Linked DNA regions of Homo sapiens: region 2 is linked to region 1. Evidence: chromatin loops called from intact Hi-C (ENCODE). Cell type or tissue: Calu3. All regions are shown on one strand. Links, peaks and the distances in the headings refer to the core of each region. The heading gives the core; the rest is flanking DNA.

Region 1 (17,784 bases), core at 4,372-12,371:
TTATCTGAAAATTCTATGATGAAAAATAGATGTCTAGATTCAAAACTTTCTCTTTGTTCCTCAATCCACTGTACCATGTTACCTCTCAGAATATCTTGAGGTGAACAATTCTTATTCACAACACTAGAAACAATTGGGAAAACACTAATTCTATTTTAAGCCTGATTGGATGTGTACTGATAGGGAGTTTGGTGAAGTCAGTCACATAATGACTCTTCATAATAAAATGTTTGACAAGCTATCAAAACTCTTTTGGAGAAAGAAATGGTGGATAGAGTTACTCTAAGGAATACATGTCAATTCAGTTATCTTATTCCTATATCACATTTTGATGGCAGCTGAGTGATCTCTGTGGATCTCATACTAGAAATTAGGTTAAAGTAAAAAATGAGTCAGATTGATTTTGAAGAATTTAGTTAATGTTATAAGAACAGTGGTGACACTAGTGCCAAAATTTTTATATATGGTAAGCTTTTTAAAAAACTAAGATTTAAAACAAATTCCTGACGTATACAAATTCAAGTTTATGACTTGACTAAATAATACATTTATGACTTTACCAAATAATTCAATACAGACACTGTAGTTCAGAGGCTCATATTTCAAATGTCAAAAGTTAGAATCTGAAAAGAAAAGCTATCAAGAAATAGGGAAAGAAGGATAACTCTCTGAAAGCAGACCAAAACTCATAATCAGTCATCTGGGTAATGAGACAAAGAAACAGTTGTATTGTAGACATATTGAGGAGAACATGATTTAAAAAAAAATAACTGTATCACCCATGAAAATTTTTTATTGACTTGATGTTTCCTAAGGAATGTCATCCAGCTACTTTAGCTTTGAGACAGGTGTGGTGGTTCATGCATGTAATCCCAGCACTTTGGAAGGTCAAGGAGATAGAATCACTTTAAGTCAGTAGTTTGAGACCAGTCTAGGCAACATAGTGAGACCTCATCTTTACAGAATATTTAAGAATTAGCTGGGCATGTTGATGCATGCCTATAGTCCCAGCTGCCAGGTCCGACCTGCAGACCCTGACCCAGAGATGAATGAAAGACTTACACTGACACAGATATTTCGCCTGTCAGCACAGCTAAGGGTCTCTGCTGCCTGAGTCCACAGTGTGTGCTGATAAGCCGGTGAAGTTTGCATTTATTTAGTATAGATTAAATGACAAAGGCTTTGGGTCAATACACCTGTGGGTAATTAATCTGGTCACCCTCCCCTGGAGAGAGCAGTGTCACCCTCAAATGATCAAAGGTCAGTCTTAGGACCACATGAGTAAACATGCTATTTAGATATACTCCCCTACATTCCTTATATCTACACCCTAAGCTTTTAAGAGAATTCAGCTGCCTTCAGCCAAATCTTTTACTGAAACTATTATAAAACCTTCCAGCCTCCCAAGAAGGTTTGCATCTTTCTACAATTTTTCCCACAACCCTGATTGAACTCCCACACCTACCTACTCAGGAGGCTTGGGTGGGAGGATCTTCTGAACCCAGGAGGTTGAGGCTGCAGTGTGCCATGATTGCCCTACTGCACTCCAGCCTGGGCAACAGAGCAAGACCATGTCTCAAAAAAAAAAAAAAACCTAAACTTTAGCTTTGGCATTCCAGGGTCCTTTATGACCTTGATCTTGACCTCATGTGCCTCTCCTCTCTTATCTCTCTGTTCCCTATACTCTAGCCACACTAGACTGACTACTCACCTGATCAATAGATTTATTGACTAGGGGGCATTGATGAAACTCTCTCTGTAGCTTTGAGGAGCAAAACCTTACCTAAATTGTAAGGCTCAGTTCAATTATTCAAATCCCTTCTCTTCCAAGAAAATTCCTCTGATTACTTACAGAGAATTATGCTCTTATCTGTACATACATATCTTGCTTTGAATCTATAATTGACTCATCACATTCTGCCATAAATTACAGTTGAATGCATATATCTGTCTTTTCCCTATATATAGCCCTAGAGTATAGACAATATATGAGTCTCTTTGTATCACATTTATATCTGGAAGATTTGTAGAATGTAACTAAATGAATAAATAGATTAGGAAATCTTAGATAATGCTATATTTAAATATCCTTTATCCCATTTTATATAAATAGGAAAAATGTTCTCTGGAATCTTCTGCCATATGTCTACTTTGACACTGGAAAATGAGCACTCAAGCATTATTCTAGGGCAGTAATATATCTCTTAAAAATTCTTCTTAAACTCACCCTGTATATTTATTTTCTGATGCTCAACTATAGCAGCCTGTATTCATCCACAATAGCACCACATATTTCCTTTTCATTTGGGATTACAACAGTCTCTGGTAAAAACATCACACTGACTATACTCTCAATGCTGAAAACTAAAGTTAGAGACATGAGAAATTGTTACATGTTTATATATATGTATTTATGTGTGTGTATATATATATGTACATGTAGGTATAGTTTCAGATGCCAGAATAAAATGAGAAGTACTTATTTACTGTACAATAACTGTAGGGTGTTCTACAATGATATTCTGAATTTTCCTATGTAGTTAAAAGGAAAAGTATCTTTGTGTTTACTGATTTTTTAAAAAATGCATTATGTTGAAGTTATAGTCCAACACGAACTCAGGTCTCACCACAGGCTCTTAGCAGTTAACATACTCTAACCAAGGCTTGTAATGTTAATATTTTATGAAGAGACTGGTTTAAGTGATCAATATAAGAAATACCTCTGCCAGAAAATTGTGTGTGCACCCTATTCTGTTGACTCCACAGTAGTCAGCTATTTGTTTTTAGACTCTAGAACATATAGGCCTCTAGGCAAAAGTTATTCACAACTGAAATATCTGAGACAGGAATAAAGGAAGGGAGGGTATAGGGGAGCAAACAGCATCAGCTTCAGGGTTATTCCTTTCCTTTCTTCATTACTCTGACTCTGAGTTTCTATTCTCATGTTACTTTGACTTGCTCCTTAAATGATGAAGAGCTCTGATTCACCCATACTTTTAACCAACCCACATCTTACTTCTGCTTCAATTTTTTTAGTTCACCTGGTTGCTGATTATTTACATGAACCTTAGACTTCATGCCCTGCTTTATCTCTCTTATTTTCCTACCTGGCATTGTATACACCTCTTGCCTGGACATACTACACTTGTCTGTGTTCTACTTTCCTCATGGCTCTTCAGGGGGCTTCTCTCCTCACTGCTGGAAGAGGCAGTCATAAATAATAGTTTCACCTTCTCAACTTTTCTCAAATACCAGTTGCAACCCAGCTTTTTAAAGGCGTTGAATTTAAAACTTTTACTGAGATAAATGGATAATGGAGAACAATGGTGTATCAGAATTCCAGGCTGTGTAACAAATTACTAGAAACTGGAGGACCTCAAAAGCCAAATTTAATCTCTCACAGTTCTGAATCCTGTAAGTCCAAAATTAAGGTGTTGACAGGGTTGGTTTCCCCTGGAGGGAGAGAACTGATTCTGCGCTTTTCTCCTAGCTTCTGGTGGTTGCTGGCTGCTATGGTTTGAATGTTTGTTCCCTCCAAAGCTCACGTCAAAACTTAATCCCCAAGGTGGCAGTATAGAGTTGTGGAGCCTTGAGGAGGTAATTGGTCATAAGGGCTCTGCCCTCATGAATGAATTAATCTGTTCAAGGATTAATGTATTAATGGGTTAATGTATTAATGGATTTTCAAGGAAGTGAAACTGGTGGCATTATAAAAAGAGGAATAGAGACCTGAGCAAACACATTAGCATGTTCGGCCCCCTCACCGTATGATGCCCTGAGCTGTCTTAGGAATCTACAAAGAATCCCCACTAGCAAGAAGACTCTCACAAGATGCAGTCCCCCAATGCTGGGTTTTTTTTTTTTTTTTTTTTGAGACAGAGTCCCCCTCTATCACCCAGACTGCAGTGCAGTGGCCTAATGTCGGCTCACTGCAACCTCCACCTCCTGGGTTCAAGCGATTCCGCTGCCTCAGCCTCTTGAGTATCTGGGATTACAGGTGCGCGCTATCACGCCTGGCTAATTTTTGTAGTTTTAGTAGAGACAAGGTTTCACCACATTGGCCAGGCTGATCTTGAGCTCCCAACCTCAGGTGATCTGCTTGCCTCAGCCTCCCAAAGTGCTGGGATAACAGGCGTAAGCCACAGCACCCAGCCCGGACTTTTTAGCCTTTTTTTTTTTTTTTTTGCTTTAAATTCTGGGGTACACATGCAGAATGTGCAGTTTCATTACATAGGTATACATATGCCATGGTGGTTTGCTGCACCCATCAACCCATCACCTGTATTAGATATTTCTCCTAATGCTAACCCTCTCCTAACACCCCCCACCCGCTGACAGGCCCCAGTGTGTGACGTTCCCCTGCCTGTGTCCATGCGTTCTCATTGTTCAACTCCCACTTATGAGTGAGAACACGTGGTATTTGGTTTTCTGTTCTTGTGATAGTTTACCAAGAATGATGGTTTCCAGCTTCATCCATGTCCCTGCAAGACATGAACTCATCCCTTTTTATGGCTGCATAGTATTCCATGGTGTATATGTGCCACATTTTCTTTATCCAGTCTATCACTGATGGACATTTCGGTTGGTTCCAAGTCTTTGCTATTGTGAATAGTGCAACAATAAACATATGTGTGCATGTGTCTTTATAGTAGAATGATTTATAACCCTTTGGGTATATACCTAGTAATGGAATTGCTGGGTCAAATGGTATTTCTAGTTCTAGATCCTTGAGGAATTGCCACACTGTCTTCCACAATGGTTGAACTGATTTACACTCCCATCAAGAGTGTAAAAGTGTTCTTTTTCTCTGCATCCTCTCCAGCAACTGTTGTTTCCTGACTTATTAATAATAGCCATCTAACTGGTGAGAGATGGTATCTCATTGAGCTTTTGATCTGCATTCCTCTAATGACCAGTGATAATGAGCTTTTATTCATATGTTTGTTGGCTGCATAAATGTCTTCTTTTGAGAAGTGTCTGTTCATATCCTTCACCCACTTTTTGATGGTTTTTTTTTCTTGTAAATGTGTTTAAGTTCTTTGTAGACTCTGATATTAGCCCTTTGTCAGATGAATAGATTGCAAACATTTTCCCCCATTCTGTAGGTTGCCTGTTCATTCTGATGATAGTTTCTTTTGCTGTGCAGAAGCTCTTTAGTTTAATGAGGTCCCATTTGTCAATTTTTGGCTTTTGTTGCCATTGCTTTTGGTGTTTTAGACATGAAGTCTTTGCCCATGCCTATGTCTTGAATGGTATTGCCCAAGTTTTCTTCTAGGATTTTTATGGTTTTAGGTCTTACATTTAAGTCTTTAATCCATCTTGAGTTGATTTTTGTGTAAGGTGTAAGGAAGGGGTCCAGTTTCAGTTTTCTGCATAGGGCTAGCCAGTTTTTCCAACACCATTTATTAAATAGGGAATCTTTTCCCCATTGCTTGTTTGTGTCAGGTTTGTCAAAGATCAGATGGTTGTAGATGTGTGGTGTTATTTCTGAGGGCTCTGTTCTGTTCCATTGGTCTATATATCTGTTTTCGTACCAGAACTATGCTGCTTTGGTTACTGTCGCCTTGTAGTATAGTTTGATGTCAGGTAGTGTGATGCCTGCAGCTTTCTTCTTTTTGCTTAGGACTGTCTTGGCTATGCAGGCTCTTTTTTGGTTCCATATGAAGTTTAAAGTAGTTTTTTCCAAGTCTGTGAAGAAAGTCAGTGGTAGCTTGATGGGGATAGCATTGAATCTATAAATTACTTTGGGCAGTATAAACGGTATTCAAATAGGAAGAGAGGAAGTCAAATTGTCTCTGTTTGCAGATGACATGATTGTATATTTAGAAAACCCTATTGTCTCAGCCCAAAATCTCCTTAAGCTGATAAGCACCCTCAGCAAAGTCTCAGGATACAAAATCAAAGTGCAAAAATAACAAGCATTCCTATACACCAATAACAGACAAACAAAGAGCCAAATCATGAATGAGCTCCCATTCACAATTGCTACTAAGAGAATAAAATACCTAGGAATACAACTTACAAGCAATGTAAAGGGCCTCTTCAAGGAGAACTACAAATCACTGCTCAAGGAAATAAGAGAAGACACAAACAAATGGAAAAACATTCTGTGCTCATGGATAGGAAGAATCAATACTGTGAAAATAGCCTCCCTATTTTTAAGAAATTGAATCCTTTTTTAAAATAAATTATCTAGTTTCTGATATTTTTATAAGCAACAGAAAATGGACTAAGATATTGGCAGCCCTTGATGTTCCTTTGCCTGTAGGTGTGTCACTGCAGTCTCTCCCTCTGTCATTACATGGTGTTATCCCTGTGCATCTCTGTCTCTATGTCTATTCTTTCTTATAAGAACACCAATTATATTAAATTAAGAGCCTGCCTTACTCTAGTGGAACCCAAGCTCAACTTAATTACATCTGCAATAACCCTATTTACAAAAATGTAACATTATGGTACTGAAAATTAAGATTTGACATATCTTTTTGAGGGACACAATTCAACCTATAACAAATTGTTATAGCCTATGCTGGCAAATCTAATTTGCTAGCAAAAATTTACAACAATTAAAAATTATTGCAATTTCTGACCAGATAAATGTACCCCTGCTTCTGCAGGATATAGTTATGATGGCTTTCTCTGCCTTTGTTTTTCATCAAAGAAAACTTCTCAAAGCCTGAATCTCATGCATACTAATGAGATTCAGTTGTTTTGTTTGTTTGCCATAACTGCAAATCGTTTCACATTTGTAAAATTAACAGGCTTATATTTTAACACACACTTATATTCCTATTTATTATAAGATACTGTTTTAGGAAAAATAACAAACTTACATAGTTTGGACAATTGTCCCCTCCATCTCACATCTAAATTGATCCCCGATGTTGAAGGTGGGACCTAGTGTAAGGTGTTTGGGTCATGGGGCAAATCCCTCATGAATGGTTTAGTCCCATCTCAGTGGTAATGAGTGAGTTCTCCTCAGTTCTAATAGTTCCCAGAGATCTAATTGTTTAAAAGTCTGCCACCTCCCTCCCTATTCTTTTTCCTTCTCTCTTACTTTCCACCATGTGATCTCTACATGCCAGCTCCCCTTCAACTTCTATCCTGAGTCGAAGCTTCCAGAAGCCCTCACTAGAAGCAGATGCTGATGCCATCCTTCCTGTACAGCCTGCAGAACTGTAAGCCAAATAAACCTTTTTTCTTCATAAATTACCCAGCCTCAAGTATTCCTTTCTAGCTACACAAACAGGCTAGACCACTAAATTTCAAAGTACTTACTGTAATAAATTGCCAAAAAAACAAAAAGTGCAAATGAAGCATCATAGATTTGAATAGAGGCAAGAATGACAGCAGCTGAAAGAATGAGGAAAGGCTTCCGAGAAAATACAGTTTTAAGTTTAGATCTTAAAGGATAAGAGCAGTAAATGCTTACCAGAAAACTGGATTTGGTGGAAGGTTGTATATCTTCGTCCCCAAAATTTTGAAATTCTGTGATTTCATTTTCTCACAAATATGAAAATAGCTTATAATGGACAAAATTTCAAGCAGAAGAAAATTAAATTATAAACAATTAAAGGACAAGGAGAGTATGTCTCAATGTGGTTGGAGTATGACTAAGGAAACTAACTGAAGATAACACTGGAATGTTGGCCCAGTGTATGACTCAGGCTAGTTCCCAGCAGTCGCAGCCCAAACTCCTGATCTCAGGATCAACCTTGATCAGAAACAGAGAACATATAAACCTTCTTAGCCAACAATCTTGGGTTAAGTTTCAAGTCACCTTTGCAGCAAGTTTCTGGCTGGTCCCTAAGCCCTAGTCATGTCATTTGTGTCAATCTATAAAAATCTAAAAGGGCACTGTGGGGACTGGGTATTCCTATGCATTACTACTGGAAATTTGAATAGTAATGGCACCTTTGAAGAGCAATCTGATGACGCTTATTAGAAATTAAAACATATAAATTATTTAGGCAGAATTAATCTCTTAAGAATCTATCCTAAAAGTGTTAAGGAGAGAGTAGATAAAGATCTCAGTGCAAGGATATTTATCGTAGCATTGTTAACAGTGAAAAAAGAAAAGAGAGAATGACAACAAAGTGAATACCACCATCAATACAGGAACAATCTAAATAAACAATGTTTATAAATAACTTAATTCAGCATGTACCGTGTTGCTATTTCATCCATTTGAGCTAATCTGATCTCATGTTCTCTCTCTAAAGGATTATTCTATCATGATAATTAATAGTGTTCTCTCAGTTTTCCTTTAGAAAAGATATAGAGTACATATATTCCATCATTACTTTTGAGTATTTTGACCAAAGTTCATGGAAACCATTCACTTCCTTCTTTACAAATTTATTTGTTGTAGAAAAATACATTTATTATAGATAATCTAGAAAACGACATGAGCAAAATCTTACCCAGTAATAAATATTATACATCCTTCAATGTATATTCTCCCAGTATTTTTTCCTGTGAAAAACATTTTTAACCAAAATGATATCAGATTGAACAAAATGTGCTGTTGGACGGTGAATTAGTTTCCTATTTTCTCTGTAACAAATCTATTTAGTGGTTTAAGACAAGACAAATTTATAATTTTACAGTTCTGAAGTCAGAAGTCCCAAATAAGTTTCACTCGACTGAAATTAAGTTGTCAGCAGGGCCATGTTCCCTCTGGATCCCTCTAGGGATGACTCTGCTTCCTTGTCTTTTCCATCTTCTAGAGATGGCCTGGATTCCTTAGCTCCTGGCCTCTTCCTCCATCTGCAAAATAAGTAGATTTAACCTGCTCTTGCCACAAAAAAATTAATTAATTAATTGAAGGATAACTATGTGAGATGATGTATATGTTAACTTGCCTCACTATAGTAATGATTTTACTACCTATATGTATCCCATAACATCATGTTGTATACATGTTGTTGTATTTGTTGTATAACAAATAAATACACACAATAAAATTTATTTTAAAAACCAAAACAAGAACCTGGTAGATTAACATCTTTAAATCTCTCTCTGACTCTGACCCCTTCTTCTTTTGCTATATCTACTTTTCTGACTCTGAAACTTCTCTCTCCCTCTAAGAAGAACCCTTATAACTACATTGGGGCCACCAGATAATTCATGATAATATTCACATATCAAGATTCTTAATTTAGTCACATCTGAAAAATCCTTTTTGCCATGTCAGGTAACATATTTACAGGTTTCTGAAATTCAGATGTGGACAACTTTGAGGGGCCATTATTCTGTGTACCACAAATAGGTTCTCTAGAAGTAGATGCTCAGATGGAGTTTGGGATACAAGATGTTTTTCGGGGCTTAATCTGTGGAAGGGAAAGAAAATACACGTTTGGGTAGAGAAAGAAGTCAAACTTTGTCAGGCCTAACAAAGTCTCAGCCAGCCCAACAAGGAGCTCTACAGTGATTGCTACCCTTCAGAGTATCCTAGGTCAGTCCCAAATAGCTAAACATTTATACCCTGACCTGTGTCAATCATTGAGTGATCCAGGGAGTAAAGTCAGGCAAAGCAGCTCTCTCTGCAGCCGAGGCAGACCATGAAGAAAATGACAGCTGGAAGCTGTCTGCTCACCATACTTGCTATAGCTGGGCAGCAAGTCTAATCCTTGAAGAGGGAATGTGTGTGGCACATCATCAGGTCACCTACATAATATATTTATAATGTATCTATAGATTACTCTTTTATAACTTGATTCCTTCATTAAATATACTTTAAACATTTTCTAAATAATTGTGTATTTCTTAATGTCTAACTAATACCAAGGTACCTGTAACAGATACCTTGCAATTGAACATTTGGGGCATTGCCATTTTTTTACTCTATTATAAACAATGTAGCCAGGAACTATAAGTTATATCACTAAACTATATTCACCTAATATTCGTCTTAGATTTGCACTTTCTTATCTATCCAGAGTGATAATCACCTTTTTTCCATTCCCCCATAACAATCAGATCATATTGGAATAAGAAATGGTAAATCTTTTAAATCTAAACTTCTATAATTTATCTTCCAGAAGTTGTACTTTAGGACAGGATATTGTTTTCTGGCATGAAGATCTAAAGTTTTCTTTATTAGTATATTTTATCCTTTTTAATATCAATAGTAAGAAATCTTGTCAAAGTTTGTAAAAGCTACACATCAATTTTAAAAGTAAAAATCTAGAGTAGATATGAAGTTCTTCATTCATGAACAACCAGCCTCCTCATCTCAGGTACACTGGTCCTCTTCCTCTGTCTATCCCATTGTCACATGCTTTCACTTTATTCCCATTGAGATACAAAGGTCTGCTCTCCCAGTTATAGAGCTTTAAGCCAGGACCAGAGGTAATACCTTTAAACAATAACTACTAGCGAGACTTCTACATTCTCTTTACATGAAGCCAATCCTGGGTGCACATTTATGTAAATCAAGAAAAGCCAAGAATTGTCCAAACACAGAGAAAGAACATTGAGAGATAAACAAATCCCATTCCTCTCTGGACCAAAATAGTAGTCATCTTAGTAGTCATTCTTACCTATTTTCCTGGCAAATGTCCACATACACTAAGAGAACTGGGGCATGTTTGGGAACAAATTCATACCAAATAGTGGAAAACTTTGATAGTATTTTAAAATATGAATCTCTTTTTCCACAGATACATTAATAATTTTCCAGAACATGGAAGTAAAATTGCATTGAGAGCAATAACTTTATATATTCTTAAATACATCCCACACATAATTGCTTAGTACAGAATGTTTCTCTTATGCCTGTTCCTTCCACTGTTAAAAGAACAGCAACTTTCAAAATTTAATTGGCTACTAAACTATCATGTCACAGATTAGTCACATGTAAATTTAAAATATCATATAAAGAAATATTCGGGGCAAATAGTTATAGTATTAAATGCCCAGTGAAAATGCATTAAAAATAATTTTGAGTTTGATGGAAAAAAATCTTATATACCTAAAGTATCCTACTTCATTCAGAAAGTCAAAATGAAATATTCCTGCGGACACACAAAAGTTATATGATAAAAATGATTTTTATAGAATCTATAAATGATTATTTATAGAAATAGTTTATTACTAATGTGAGTTCACTTTTTGCCAGAATTTATCAGAAAATTGGTATTTGCATATCTGAGCATGTACTTCTTTTTTCGCTTCCAAGATAAGGAGTATTACACCTGAATATAGAGCAATCACTATGATAAATTATTGATGAAAAAAATGTCAGTAAGCTATTGTTCACTTTTATATAAGGGTGTTGGGTGGAGATTAAATTAATTGAATTAAGTCTGATCTGACAGTTGGATGATAGCGCTGAGCTAATTAGTGTAACACTAAATGAGAGGAAAGGATAATTGGGCACCAAACCAAGATATCTCATGTTAAATAGATTATGTACCTGGTTTTTAAAGTATGTAAAGAAAATAACAAGCTCCATATGATTTCTCACCTACCCCATAAATTGAGACACTAGCAGTGAAGAGAGTTAAAAGAACCACAAACAGCAGTGAGACTGTGGATCTCTTAGCACTGCTATTCAGATGTGATGGTTAATATTGAGTGTTGACTTGATTAGATTGAAGGATGCAAAATATTGTTCCTGGGTGTGTCCCCTCCCCTACCCTCTCCTTTCCTTCCCTTTCCATCATGTCATGGTCCCTCCAAATATATTTTTAATTTTTTTTTTTAGCTCTTCCTGTTCTACATGGTGTTACTTCTGAAGTTGTAGAAGACTTGGCCTTCTGTGATACTTACCTCTTACCCTCTGACTCCCTTTACCTCTGGCCATAATAGGAAAATAATAAGAGTCAGAGTAAAAAAAACCAAAGAAGTTGCAGGCAGAAAAATGCTTTTAAACAAATAAGACTCACAGGGAAATAAAGGATGTAAAGTCAAAAGGGTGAAAAATGAAAGATTAGGGACAAATTAGAATGTAGTGGATGTAATGGTTAATATTTGCTCTCAAAGACAGTTCCCAAGAACAGTGCAAGGATGTTCATGACCATTTATGTCAAGTGCCAACTGTGCTTTAGAAGGGAACCAGGCAGCTTAAAAGGATCCTTTCCCTTGGAATGCCCTTGTCCAGTGTAACCCCATTTGCCTGAACAACTCCTATACAGCCCTCAACTCCTTCCAGTTGCCTCTCTCATATCACCTACTTATCTCTTTGATAACAGTTGCCACCATCTGTAATTACTGTATTTTATTTATTTGTGACATGTTTATTGTCTTTTTTTCTTAATAGAATGTATTCTACATGATGCTAGGAGCCTCTGATTTTTACAACTTATGGCTAGTACTGAGCATGGTACATAGCAAAAAACTGAATGAATTCAATATATAATTCAAGCACCATATCTTTTGTCAAGTGTTTGTTTTATACCTTAATTTCTTTCTCATTATAATAATGGCACCTTCTATATACAATTGTATTTTATTCTACATTAATAAACTCATTTGTTTTCTTTTCACGTCTAACAGAACATGAGCCCCTTGAAGGTTGGGTCATGTCTTATTCCTCTTTGGAAATGCAGACCACTTAGTATACAGTTCTGTGAATGGATGAACATTTTGAGAAAGCATGATTAGCCTCCCAAAATCATCTTGAGCAAATGAGAAAATTTATATTTCACAAGTTATTAAATATGAAAAATACACTTCTTTATAATTCAGAGAGCAGAAAGGTTTTTATAATTTGCTTATGGAAATAGATTATAATTTAAATATGCATGTTCTCTTCACCTGTACATTCCATAGTCTATTTTAACCACTTCATTGGCTAAAAATTAGCCGTTAAATATAGAAAATGCAAAGCTATGATACCTTTTTGGAGTATCGCTTTAGGAATTGCTGATTGGCTTCACCACTCCTTCATTTCCTTCAACTCATCCGATAATTCAGTACCTATTAAGAATTGTGACTTTCTCTATGATACTTAAAATTTCAGAAAGATCAGAGACTGCTCAATGACAAATATGAATTTGAAGAAAAAGTCATTTTCTACCTTTTTGCAAATTTTTAACTTGATGAGATGTCCTATATTCAATTGAAGTTGAAAGAGATACTTAGGCTACATAAAAGTAGACATTTTCTTTTCTAATAGAAATACAGGATTCTGACTAAGAAAAGTTAATATTTTTCTTCATTGTGGCTACTTTTTGCCTTTTGGTTGAACATTTTCTTAGATGTAATTTGCTATAAAAGATATAAAATATATATGCTTTAGATGTCTTAAAAGAAGAGTGATATTATTGGGCAACCAACAAACCAGCTTGCCTAGGACTGAGGGTTTTCCTGGGATATAGGGCATTCACTGCTAAAACCAGGCAAACCAGAATGGTTGTTTACCCTAAGCCGATACAACATCATTTTTTTTCTTTTTAAACTTAAACTGTATACTTGTTAGAAAAGTTTCTAGAATTTTATAAGATGCATCTCTAAGGTAAAGTTAAAGAGAGGAAGATAACTCATTTTCGTTTGAACGGTTGACATTTTTATGTTTTACTTTCATCCCAAGATGATGATGATGATTTATTTATAATAGTTGTAAGGGTACATGGCACTTTAAAACACATAAAAGACAAAGCTCCTGTGGGGGTTCCCATTTAACCCAATATGCAATACAACACATAATAGCAAAAGAGGAGGTTATAAAAGGGGTGGAAAAAAATCGATACTGGAAGGCTTAGTGAGAGAAATGTGTTCTAAACTTCCAAGGAGAGATGTCAAAGAATAAAAGGAAGTGTGTTTCAGTAAGACTAATTTGGTTTTAAACGTTTTAAGAATTAAACATGCATAAGTAATAGGAAAATGAATTTCTTATCTGTTCTCTTGTTATATTGTATCTCCCTTGAGTTTTTTTCATATTTGCCATTAAGCAATGACCCTCTTTATCCTTAATACTGTAATGTTTTCTGCTTAAACAGTTCTCACTGAGAGTTATATACTTACTCGAGCTTCTTGTTGTTAATATTTGTCAGGTACATCATTTTTCTTCTGTTACTTTCAAATCGAACATGTCACTGTGTTTTAGATGTGCCTTTTAAAACTGCATATAGCTGAAAATTTGTAATCCAATGATAGAATTTCCATGTTTTAATTGTTAAGTTGATTCTATTTTCTCTTACTATGATTCTTAGTATTTTATTTCTGCCACCTTACTTTTAGGTTTTACATTCTTTTGTTTTTGCTACCGTCTATTGAACTCAAATGTCTTTATTCTATTTTTTCCCCTCTAAATTATTGGAAGTTTCACATTATATTTCTAGCTTTTTTTAGTGGTTTCCTGAAATTTCTAATATGTATAATCAAACCTGACAATGTCTAATATTCATCAATATCTTTATACCCCTACTCCATAGAAGGAAAGTAACTTAGAAACCTCTTCAATGTAATTCATTTCTAATACTAAAATTGTTTTGTTTTCAAACCATGCACGGTCATTATTTGTAATTTCACTTCATGTTTACCACATATTTACCAATACTCATTCTTACCACCCATTTATGGATCCTGATCCTACCTTCTGAGTACAGTTTTCTTCTTCCTACATTAAATCCTTGATTGTAATTTAAGTGACTTTTTAAAATCCGAGAAACAAAAAGCCCTATTTGAATATATCTTCTCTTCCCCCTCACTCTTGAAGAATTATTTAACAGTGTATAGAACTCTTGATCTCCTACTTTCTCTAAGCATTTTGAGTGTATAATTTATTCTTTATTTTCTGACTTTTCTTGTTGATTTTGAGATATCTGCTGCAGTCCAAATATTATTTCTCTGTAGTTAATCTCTCTCTCTCTCCACTTCTCCTTCTCTCTCTGCCTTTTCCTCCTTCTATCCCTTTCTCACTCCCTTTCTCTCTCCTCCTTTTTCCCTTTCTCCTGGCTAAATTCTCCCTCTTATTTGTCTTTAAGATAAACAAAAAAACCTGTTGTCAGTTTTAATTAAATATGATTGGTATAAATTTATTTTTAATTATCTTGATTGGAAATTATTTTGCTTATAGGCTATAAGAATTGTTATTTTTCATCAATCTGGAAAAGCTTTCAATTATTATAATTTCAAATATTGTCCCTTTCCTATGCTACATTGGTAACTTCTATTAATATGTATATTGGAGTGGGGGGAAGAGCCAAGATGGCCGAATAGGAACAGCTCCGGTCTACAGCTCCCAGCGTGAGTGACGCAGAAGATGGCTGATTTCTGCATTTCCATCTGAGGAACCGAGTTCATCTCACTAGGGAGTGCCAGACAGTGGGCGCAGGCCAGTGGGTGCACGCACTGTGTGCGAGCCGAAGCAGGGCGAGGCATTGCCTCACTCGGGAAGCGCAAGGAGTCAGGGAGTTCCCTTTCCTAGTCAAAGAAAGGGGTGACAGACGGCACCTGGAAAATCAGGTCACTCCCACCTGAATACTGCGCTTTTCCGATGGGCTTAAAAAACGGCGCACCAGGAGATTATATCCCGCACCTGGCTCAGAGGGTCCTACGCCCATGGAGTCTCGCTGATTGCTGGCACAGCAGTCTGAGATCAAACTGCAAGGCGGCAGCGAGGCTGGGGGAGGGGCGCCCGCCATTGCTCAGGCTTGCTTAGGTAAACAAAGCAGCTGGGAAGCTCCAACTGGGTGGAGCCCACCACAGCTCAAGGAGGCCTGCCTGCCTCTGTGGGCTCCACCTCTGGGGGCAGGGCACAGACAAACAAAAAGACAGCAGTAACCTCTGCAGACTTAAATATCCCTGTCTGACAGCTTTCAAGAGAGCAGTGGTTCTCCCAGCATGCAGCTGGAGATCTGAGAATGGGCAGACTGCCTCTTCAAGTGGGTCCCTGACCCCTGACCCCCGAGCAGCCTAACTGGGAGGCAGCCCCCAGCAGGGGCACACTGACACCTCACACGGCCGGGTACTCCCAACAGACCTGCAGCTGAGGGTCCTGTCTGTTAGAAGGAAAACTAACAAACAGAAAGGACATCCACACCGAAAACCCATCTGTACATCACCATCATCAAAGACCAAAAGTAGATAAAACCACAAAGATGGGGAAAAAACAGAGTAGAAAAACTGGAAACTCTAAAAAGCAGAGCGCCTCTCCTCCTCCAAAGGAATGCGGTTCCTCACCAGCAACGGAACAAAGCTGGATGGAGAATGATTTTGACGAGCTGAGAGAAGAAGGCTTCAGACGATCAAATTACTCCGAGCTATGGGAGGACATTCAAACCAAAGGCAAAGCAGTTGAAAACTTTGAAAAAAAATTAGAAGAATGTATAACTAGAGTAACCAATACAGAGAAGTGCTTAAAGGAGCTGATGGAGCTGAAAATCAAGGCTCGAGAACTACGTGAAGAATGCAGAGGCCTCAGGAGCCAATGTGATCAACTGGAAGAAAGGGTATCAGCGATGGAAGATGAAATGAATGAAATGAAGTGAGAAGGGAAGTTTAGAGAAAAAAGAATAAAAAGAAACGAGCAAAGCCTCCAAGAAATATGGGACTATGTGAAAAGACCAAATCTATGTCTGACTGGTGTACCTGAAAGTGACGGGGAGAATGGAACCAAGTTGGAAAACACTCTGCAGGATATTATCCAGGAGAACTTCCCCAATCTAGCAAGGCAGGCCAACATTCAGATTCAGGAAGTACAGAGAACGCCACAAAGATACTCCTCGAGAACAGCAACTCCAAGACACAATTGTCAGATTCACCAAAGTTGAAATGAAGGAAAAAATGTTAAGGGCAGCCAGAGAGAAAGGTCGGGTTACCCTCAAAGGGAAGCCCATCAGACTAACAGTGGATCTCTCGGCAGAAACCCTACAAGCCAGAAGAGAGTGGGGGCCAATATTCAACATTCTTAAAGAAAAGAATTTGCAACCCAGAATTTCATATCCAGCCAAACTAAGCTTCATAAGTGAAGGAGAAATAAAATACTTTACAGACAAGCAAATGCTGAGAGATTTTGTCACCACCAGGCCTGCCCTACAAGAGCTCCTGAAGGAAGCGCTAAACATGGAAAGGAACAACTGGTACCAGCCGCTGCAAAATCATGCCAAAATGTAAAGACCATCGAGACTAGGAAGAAACTGCATCAACTAACAAGCAAAATAACCAGCTAACATCATAATGACAGGATCAAATTCACACATAATAATATTAACTTTAAATGTAAATGGACTAAATGCTCCAATTAAAAGACATAGACTGGCAAATTGGATAAAGAGTCAAGACCCATCAGTGTGCTGTCTTCAGGAAACCCATCTCATGGGCAGAGACACACATAGGCTCAAAATAAAAGGATGGAGGAAGATCTATCAAGCAAATGGAAAACAAAAAAAGGCAGGGGTTGCAATCCTAGTCTCTGATAAAACAGACTTTAAACCAACAAAGATCAAAAGAGACAAAGAAGGCCATTACTTACTGGTAAAGGGATCAATTCAACAAGAAGAGCTAACTATCCTAAATATATATGCACCCAATACAGGAGCACCCAGATTCATAAAGCAAGTCCTGAGTGACCTACAAAGAGACTTAGACTCCCACACATTAATAATGGGAGACTTTAACACCCCACTGTCAACATTAGACAGATCAACGAGACAGAAAGTCAACAAGGATACCCAGGAATTGAACTCAGCTCTGCACCAAGCAGACCTAATAGACATCTACAGAACTCTGCACCCCAAATCAACAGAATATACATTTTTTTCAGCACCACACCACACCTATTCCAAAATTGACCACAAAGTTGGAAGTAAAGCTCTCCTCAGCAAATGTAAAAGA
Region 2 (8,000 bases), core at 1-8,000, 140 kb after region 1:
ATGTATATATTCTATTTGTTTTAATATCTACAGTATTGGTGCGGCCTTATCTTTTGTGTGTTTTGTTTTATGGTTTTTTTTTTTTATATAAATAACCAGGCGTCATTTATAGCCAGAGCTGGTGGGTAATTTGTATGTCTCACCTGTAATACGGTTTGGAGAAGAAAAAGCATAATGTGAACCAGAAAATCATCATATAAAGGAAATTATTCAAATTTACAACATTTACTTCTTTGTATGGAAACATCAGAATAATGCTTTACAACTAATTTAAGAATGAGACTGAATCTCATAAAAATAATTTGATTAATGTCAAATGTATTACTATTATAATTTTTAGAGCATTCATAATTTTACTAGTTGTATTTATGTGCAAAAATATTTTAATACATATGAGTGTTTTTCAAGATCATTTTGGTTTGTTTTTATTGTATAAAGCACTTGACTCAGGAATATTTAGTCTGAGCTTATGGCAGTGTGACTCTTTTTCTCCTTTACATTCTTCTACATTTTCCACATTACCCATATTTCATATGTAGTTCTTTAACAATCAGAAAATAATGTCATATTTAAAATAGTGCCAATATTCAGAGGCATAAGTTTAATTACTTTTAAATACTGTTTCCAGGAAAAAACTTTTTAGCACAAGCATTTTTTCAAAAGGATCATAAAACTACTCTACTCTCTTATGGCAGGTATGGGATGGCACCAGGACACCATTTCCATCTTGGAGAGTCTTAATACAAGACCTTGTTCTTGAAGGTGATTTAAGTCACATCCATCGGCTACAAAATCTGACAATAGACATTTTAGTCTACGATAACCATGTTCATGTGGCAAGATCTCTGAAGGTGATGTATAGTAGGAAAAAATGTTATTTTATGTTTTTATAAATTATAGTGATTTTTGCTCATGTAAATTTTTTATATATGGTTACATGTATAGGTGATACAGTCTAGAAATTATATTTATTTCTTTGATTTTTAAGTTGTAAAATGTATGTTACAATAAATTATTAAAAGATAAACTTAATGGGTTAGAGCAATTTTTAAAATAATCTTTCTTAAATGTCTTAAAGGTATACATAATTTTACTGTGAAAATAGTATAGAAAAATTTTGTTGTGTGAGATAATACTGCTTTAGAATGAAAAAGGCTATATAAAATATTGCTAACTTAAATGCTAAGCTTGGTAAACTGGTTTGATAGAATGTAGCTGATAACTTTTTGTTCATTAGTTTAACAAATTGTTAAATTACAATTTGTTATAATTGTAATATTTATATTACAAGTTTATATTATAAGTTTATAATATTATAAATTGGGTGTGTGTATACTGTGTAATTTATAGAATTTGCATACTGTCTTCTGAAATACATTAAGGTGCACAGTTTAGATATGGCAGTACTTAACTATTAACAAAAATTGTAGGGAATTTCTTTTCTCTATTATATCTTTTATTTGAAAGTACTTTTTGTAGTAAAGAATGGTATGATAAATAATAATGCAGTAAATAATAAGAGTAACTTTTGCTAGGCACTTTATATGCATTTGGTACTCTCCTATAAGACAGGTGATGGTAGTCATCTCGTTCTACAAATGTGAAATGAGGCACTCAGGTTAAATCAGTGGTTCAAGATTCCACAGCTAGTTGGATTGAAGCAGGGTATTTCCCTGACCCCTTCACGGGCAGGAACTGGAGTGCACAGGTGCTGGAACTAGGCAGCCGCTTCAGTGCTGGCAGGGGAGAGCTCCACTCACTCAGACCACAGGAGTGGGAGCATGCAGGTGAGCAGGTGCAGGAGCCAGGGCAAAGGCTTTTGGGCACGGGCAGAAGCAAACTCTGTACTGGCCCCACAGCAGCATCTGAGAGGGTGCTGGTGACCCCTGAAGCCCCAGAGGAAGTGTTACAGTACTGTTTTAGCTCTGTCATCCATGGACAGCTTAAGTGTTAACAGCTTAGTGCAGGGTAGCTGTGACTGACTCACACCACACTTGTGGCACCCGAGCTCTTGTGTAGCATCCAGGAGGAATGAGGTCTCAAGAATAAAATGAAGATGGTAAATTCAGGGGATTTCATTACTGATGAAAGTGGCTCAGTGGGAAGGGGAAGTGAAAAGAGGATGGAGCAGGAAGGTAGTCTTACCTTGAAGTCTGGCCCTCTCTGGCCAGATTCTTCTCCCAGGTTACACCATCAAGCTGTCCCTCTGAAGTCAAGCTGCTTCTCTCTGACATCCAGCCATAGTGTCTGATGGCCAGCTGCCTCTCTTCCCTCTGCCGGCTGAGCCTGGGGTTTTTATGGGCACAGGATGTCAGGTGGGGTGGGCCATGGATGGTTTTAGAAAAGGCAACATTTGAGCAGGAAAACAGGGATGTAAGTTCTCACTTTGGGCCGTGGTATCAGGCTTTTCAGCTTGAGAGCAGGGTCCTTGCTGGGGACCTGCCCTCTTCTGCGTAGAATTTCCCTGCCTCCTGTCCCTATCTGGATGAAGCCAGTGTTTGAATCCACAATGTCTCTTTGCAGAGCTAATCTTTTAAAGCATTAAATGGAAGTGATCTCCATCACAAATATCTTCTAGCCTACTTATAGGAAATTAAAAGAAAACAGTAAGAGTGAAGATCTGAATTTCAATGCCCAATTTCCCTTTATAAATCAGTGGCCATGGAGTAGCAAATATATCCATTCTACATTGTATCACAAATAAGTTCACCATCAATACTGTTCTGGGTTACAGAAAAAATAGTAATTAGAAAACAAAACAACAACAAACCAAGTAAGTTTACTCAACTCAAATCAATAAATTAGATTAAATCCAGGGTCCAGGAAGATAGTGACTGTACTTTTTTGTCCTCTGTGTGTATATATGTATGCACATACATCTGTGACATATCAGAAAACACTGACTGTTGAAGATATATTTTTGACATTATTTCCCTGAAAGATATTATCTACATTGATTAGTTTATTTCAAAATTAAATATATGATAAGTTCAGTTCTGGAGGTTTTTTCATAGAGTTCTTTCATAAATAAAATGAATTTACATTTTAGATTCACCTCAGTTCCACACTCTGCATACCTTCCTTCGCCATTTTATTCCCTTCTCTTTCCCTATACTGCTTCCAAACAGGTCTTCCAATGTAGGTCTTTCTGTTTCCGCTTTTCCTGCTTTTCTTGTCTTAGTCCTGAACAGCACCTATCGCAGTGCTTTCCCTGTAGTGAGGATGAAGTAAGTAATAGCTGCTGCTGAATGAATGAATCAGTGAATGCTGTGGATTTTTTTTCCAGATTCTTTTCTCCTTTTTTATGTTCTGCTTTATTTTGCCCACTAGAGGGTGATATGAGCACACATAATTAAGAAAATGTATGGCACTGTGTTTTCTGTGAAGATATCAATAGCATTATATTATTTGTCTGCAATGCAATATGAAAATGATTTTTCTCTGTGTAAGTAATATAACTTTAGATTTTTATTTAATACACATTGACATCACATTTATTTGTTTTCTGACAACCTCTGTAACATTTCTTCTTAATTTAGGAACTCTTCACTCACGTGACATTGATATAAATGAATTCTTCTTGGTACTTTCAAGACAACTGTTTAAAATTACGTTTTTGTGTCAAAATACCTGGAACCAGTACGAAAGACTTTTGTTGTATAGAAACAGGAAAAAATGTGTTTTTATTTTAGTAAAGAGGACAGTATAATGCAATTATAGAATATAATATAATCAACATCTACAAGCAATGTATTTTAGAGCCCGAATTGCCCTTAACTATTTTCTGAATCTCACTTTTTGTTATATCATTCCCTTAAACATTTTACACAGACCCAGTCACATAAACTGAGATTTCAAATCTTTTGTCTGGAAACTAAAGCTTTACTTTCTAAATCCCTACTCTTATCCAGACACAATTGTTAATTATAAAATATACGTGGTCATAATTATGTTTTGGCCTTCAATAGTTCAACAGCTGTGATTTGGTTGGCTATTTTGAGACATATTCAGGGAATTAAAAATAATAAACCTAAAGGGAAATTCTTGACCGTTTATGACAAATCGTTTGATTATTTCTAAAGGGATAGTCATTTCTTACTAGCCATATTTACTTTGCTTTTTTTTTTAGTGTTTCTAGTTTTTTTTTAGTATTTAAATAGACTTCTATAGTTGTTTTTTAAACTGTATTTTTATAATTTTTTGGTTGATGTTTCATTTGTATTTTTGGAATCTTAATACTGACAAGATTAACCAATACTTGTTTTTTTATAATAGAGCATCTGGCACATTTCATAGTATTTTTAGTCAAGCTTTTGAAAAAATACAATGCTGCCTCCATAAGGAATTTTTGATAATAACAACTTATCTTTATGTGAATAACTTATATCTTGGCCTCGAAATTTTGTTATGTTAAAAAATACTGTAGTAGACAAGATAGTATAATAAACACCCGTGTGTTCACCTTATTTTTTAAATGTTTTGCCACATTTATTTCAGACACTTTTAAATTTTAGGAAATAAAACTCTACACATCGAACCTTCTTTGAGCTCCTGCCTGCTCTGGTTTTTTTTTTTTTTTTTTTTTTTTTGCTCTCCTCTCTGTGTCTCCATATGTAGGTTTGTACGTATACCTATGTTTATTATCCTTTTTCTTTATGTATTTTTTGATAGGGTAAAGCCCCCCTCTCATATTCTTTAAAATTGATTTGACTGTTCTCTTTCGTATAAGTTTTTGGATTAGCTTTTCAGATTCCATGAAAGCTTCTGGGAATTTTGATTGAATTGCATAAAATTTAAAGTTTAATTTGGAGGAAATTATCATTTTTGTAATATCAAAGCCTTTTGTATGTGAATATCTTTCTCCATGTGTTTAGGCCTTCTTTCAAATCTTTTGTAGATCATACATACATGTGCTATACTAATATATTTATATATACATATACACACACATATTTTAAAAGAATCACAAAATAATCCAGTCAAAAAGAATGAGATAAAACTAGAAAATTTTATGTTTTTTCCAATGTCTCACTTTGAAGACTATGAGGAAAATTATTTTTTTCTTTTTTCTTTTTGTTCTTTTCTTCTTTAACTTTCTTTATACTACTCCCTGGTTATGATATAGATGTAAGTGAAAGAGGTCAAAGGAAAGGCTTGTATTTTGTCTGCTCCTTATAAAACCCTTGATTGGTTGGGAAAAAAGATCCTTGGGAATGAAGGAGTAGCACCTGGGAGTGTGGGTTTTCTCCTTACCTCCTTTGCTTATATCCTCCATCAGAAATAAAGAGTAATGAGGGGAAATATAATTAAGAGAAGCTACAATAAGCAGAATTGGAAAGTTGATTTGCTACTCATCTTTTTTTTTTAAACGTTTCCTTTTATAGGATTGAGCCTCCATAATCTAAAAGTCCAGAATTCTCCTAAATGCAGATCTTTTTGAGTGCCAGTATGCGAGTGAACCCTTTGCTTTCCAATTATTCAGTGTACAAAAATTTTGTGTCATGCACAAAATTATTGAAAATATTATAGAAAATTACTTTCAGGTGATGTGTATAACATATATGTGAAACATAAATGAATTTCGTTTTTAGACTTGGGTCTCATCTCTAAGATAGCTCATTATATATATGCAGATATTCCAAAATCTGTAAATATCTGAAATCTGAAACACTTCTGTTTTCAAGTATTTCAGATAAAGAATATTTAACCTATATAGTTTTTTTGTTATGTAAGATGTCTGTTATTCAATCCTGAACTTGTAGGGGAAAAAAAGTGGTATCCCTATAGTCATCCAGTAGTCAGGAGTGCTATATTTATACAAATGAATTAAATTTCCTTGTTTGTAACTCCTTTTGCTTCTAAATCTTTCTTCATAAATATAAATGTGATTTAGGTTATATAGCTTCTTTTAGGTAGGTGTCAATATCTTTGAATAGCATTCTGCATCTCTCTCATTTGAAATCTCCATTAAAAGAAAAATCTCAGTGGTCTATAATTAAAGACATTTGTAGACTAAGTTTAGCAAAACATCTGAGATTAACTATAGAACATTTAATTCAAAACTCTAATTAGTTAACTCTTACGTTTGAACTCAAGGAGTGTTTCACACTGTGGTGGTACAGGCACAAATGCAGAAGTTTTCTTTCCATAGAACTTGTAAGATGGAAGATGTTTATTATTTTTCGGTAGTACCATATTTAAAATTTCTTCTTAGCATTCTTGTAATGACAGTATCTTCAGGATCATATTTAATTAATCCTTAAACTAGTTAAAGCAAGGCATTTTCAGAAACCTTAGTCAAATAGAGGGCTTGAATTCCGTTTAGGTAATGGGTTTCTTAACCATTATATTTTATTGATGCTAAGACACAATATTTTTTCACATTTTAATAGATCTGAAATGGAAATATCTCTTACAGTTGAATGTGTGTGTATATGTATGTGTGTGCACACACGCATATGCATGCACATGTCCATATATTTAGTTTTGATGTAGTGTCCATGCAGCTGATATTCAACCACACTCGTATAGCATACTTTGCAGATACTTTAGTATATTTCCTGACTGGTCAGTGCCCTCATTGGCCCCATATTGGTTATTAAAGTTTTAAATATCAGAAGTATTTTAATTTTTCCCCACTTTCTAAATAACAAATGATCTATTTTTTAGGTTGGAAGCTTTCTTAGAATCTATAGCCTTCATACCAAACTTCAATCAATGAATTCAGAGAATCAGACAATGTTAAGTTTAGAGTTTCATCTTCATGGAGGTACCAGTTACGGTCGGGGAATCAGGGTCTTGCCAGAAAGTAACTCTGATGTGGATCAACTGAAAAAGTAAGCTTTTAGTATTTAGAAAATGTAAATAAGGTATCGATTAAGCCGATTTCTAAGATAATATTGTTCCTGGGGCTTCTGATAGTTCCCTAGCCTTTTGTGCCATTTGCCATGTTTTTAAATAGATGAGCCAAATGAAACAAATCAAATGATTATAGGCTCATAGAGCTAAGTAGTAGCAGAGCCAGGGTTATAGTTGAAGTTTTCCAACAGTTTGAATCTGGCTTTTACACTCATGCTTCTCTTCTATCATTTACCACACTCTCCAAGTACAGCAACAAACAGGGGAAACTAGACCTTAGCTAAAGTTTGGAAAATTTGATACATATCTAAGATTCCAAAAATATTTAATTCTCTCATGAAAAAAATGTATTTCTGAAGTGCCACTGATTAAATAGATAACACATGTTTTGGTGTATCACTCTCTTTTAAACTTTTTAAAATTTTTACATGTGCCAGAAAGTAAATAGTATCTTAGACCTGCTATATATTTAGATCTGCTTTTCCCAAGGTATTCCTAGTGAGTATTGTGTGCAGAAGCATTTTGGTCAATATTCTAGAAATTTAAAAAATCTTCATATCTTCAAAGAGAAAACATACTGTTCATTAAATTTAAATAACTTTTGTCTACATTTTAATTCATTGGAATTAGTGTGACATTAAATTAGCTTCTGTTTTATTACTTTTATATCAATTTCACTGATTTTTAATATCATATTTAGCTTCTTGAATCTAGAGTTAGATTGTTCTGACTCAGAATGCTATCCATTAAATTCCCAGTTTATTTTTGTTTGTATTATTTCATCATTCTGCTGTTTCACTTGTATCTTTCTAAACTCAGATTTTTAATTTGAACCCCCGGAAAATCTGATGAAAGCAATAGATCCTTTACTGAAGAATGCATATACATACAAAATTTTATATACAATTTCAATGAATTTCTGGATTTTGTGGGTAGAGCTAAATTTACTATATTGACTTTGTTTTATGCAATTTGAAATTGTATTCTTTCAATTATAGGGATTTAGAATCTGCAAATTTGACAGCCAATCAGCATTCAGATGTTATCTGTCAATCAGAACCTGACGACAGCTTTCCAAGTAAGGATAATCTTTAACATTGACAGTTTAGTTCTTGCTAAATAAAATAGTTTTATCAACATAA

What was found. Peaks named below come from ENCODE experiments on the same cell type or tissue, not always from the same donor. Only the 100,000 strongest peaks of a DNase experiment are listed, where the experiment ranks them.
Region 2: it touches region 1 in a loop (3-fold over the local background); 6 of 110 quality-filtered maps call a loop at or near these places.

What each region holds. Positions count from the first base shown.
Region 1 is chr7:124,982,848-125,000,631 of GRCh38, reverse strand. All of the region lies in intron 2 of POT1-AS1 (POT1 antisense RNA 1), which reads right to left. Among named protein-coding and RNA genes, the nearest start is that of POT1-AS1, 62 kb to the right of the region's middle. In Calu3, for the core only: no CTCF peak of the experiment used is centred there; a DNase peak (open chromatin) is centred at 7,691.
Region 2 is chr7:124,851,808-124,859,807 of GRCh38, reverse strand. It overlaps POT1 (protection of telomeres 1), which reads left to right. Exons shown (of 19, transcript NM_015450.3): 9 at 696-851; 10 at 6,670-6,836; 11 at 7,857-7,936. Among named protein-coding and RNA genes, the nearest start is that of LINC03043, 65 kb to the right of the region's middle. In Calu3, for the core only: a CTCF peak has its summit at 3,345 (motif pointing right); no DNase peak of the experiment used is centred there.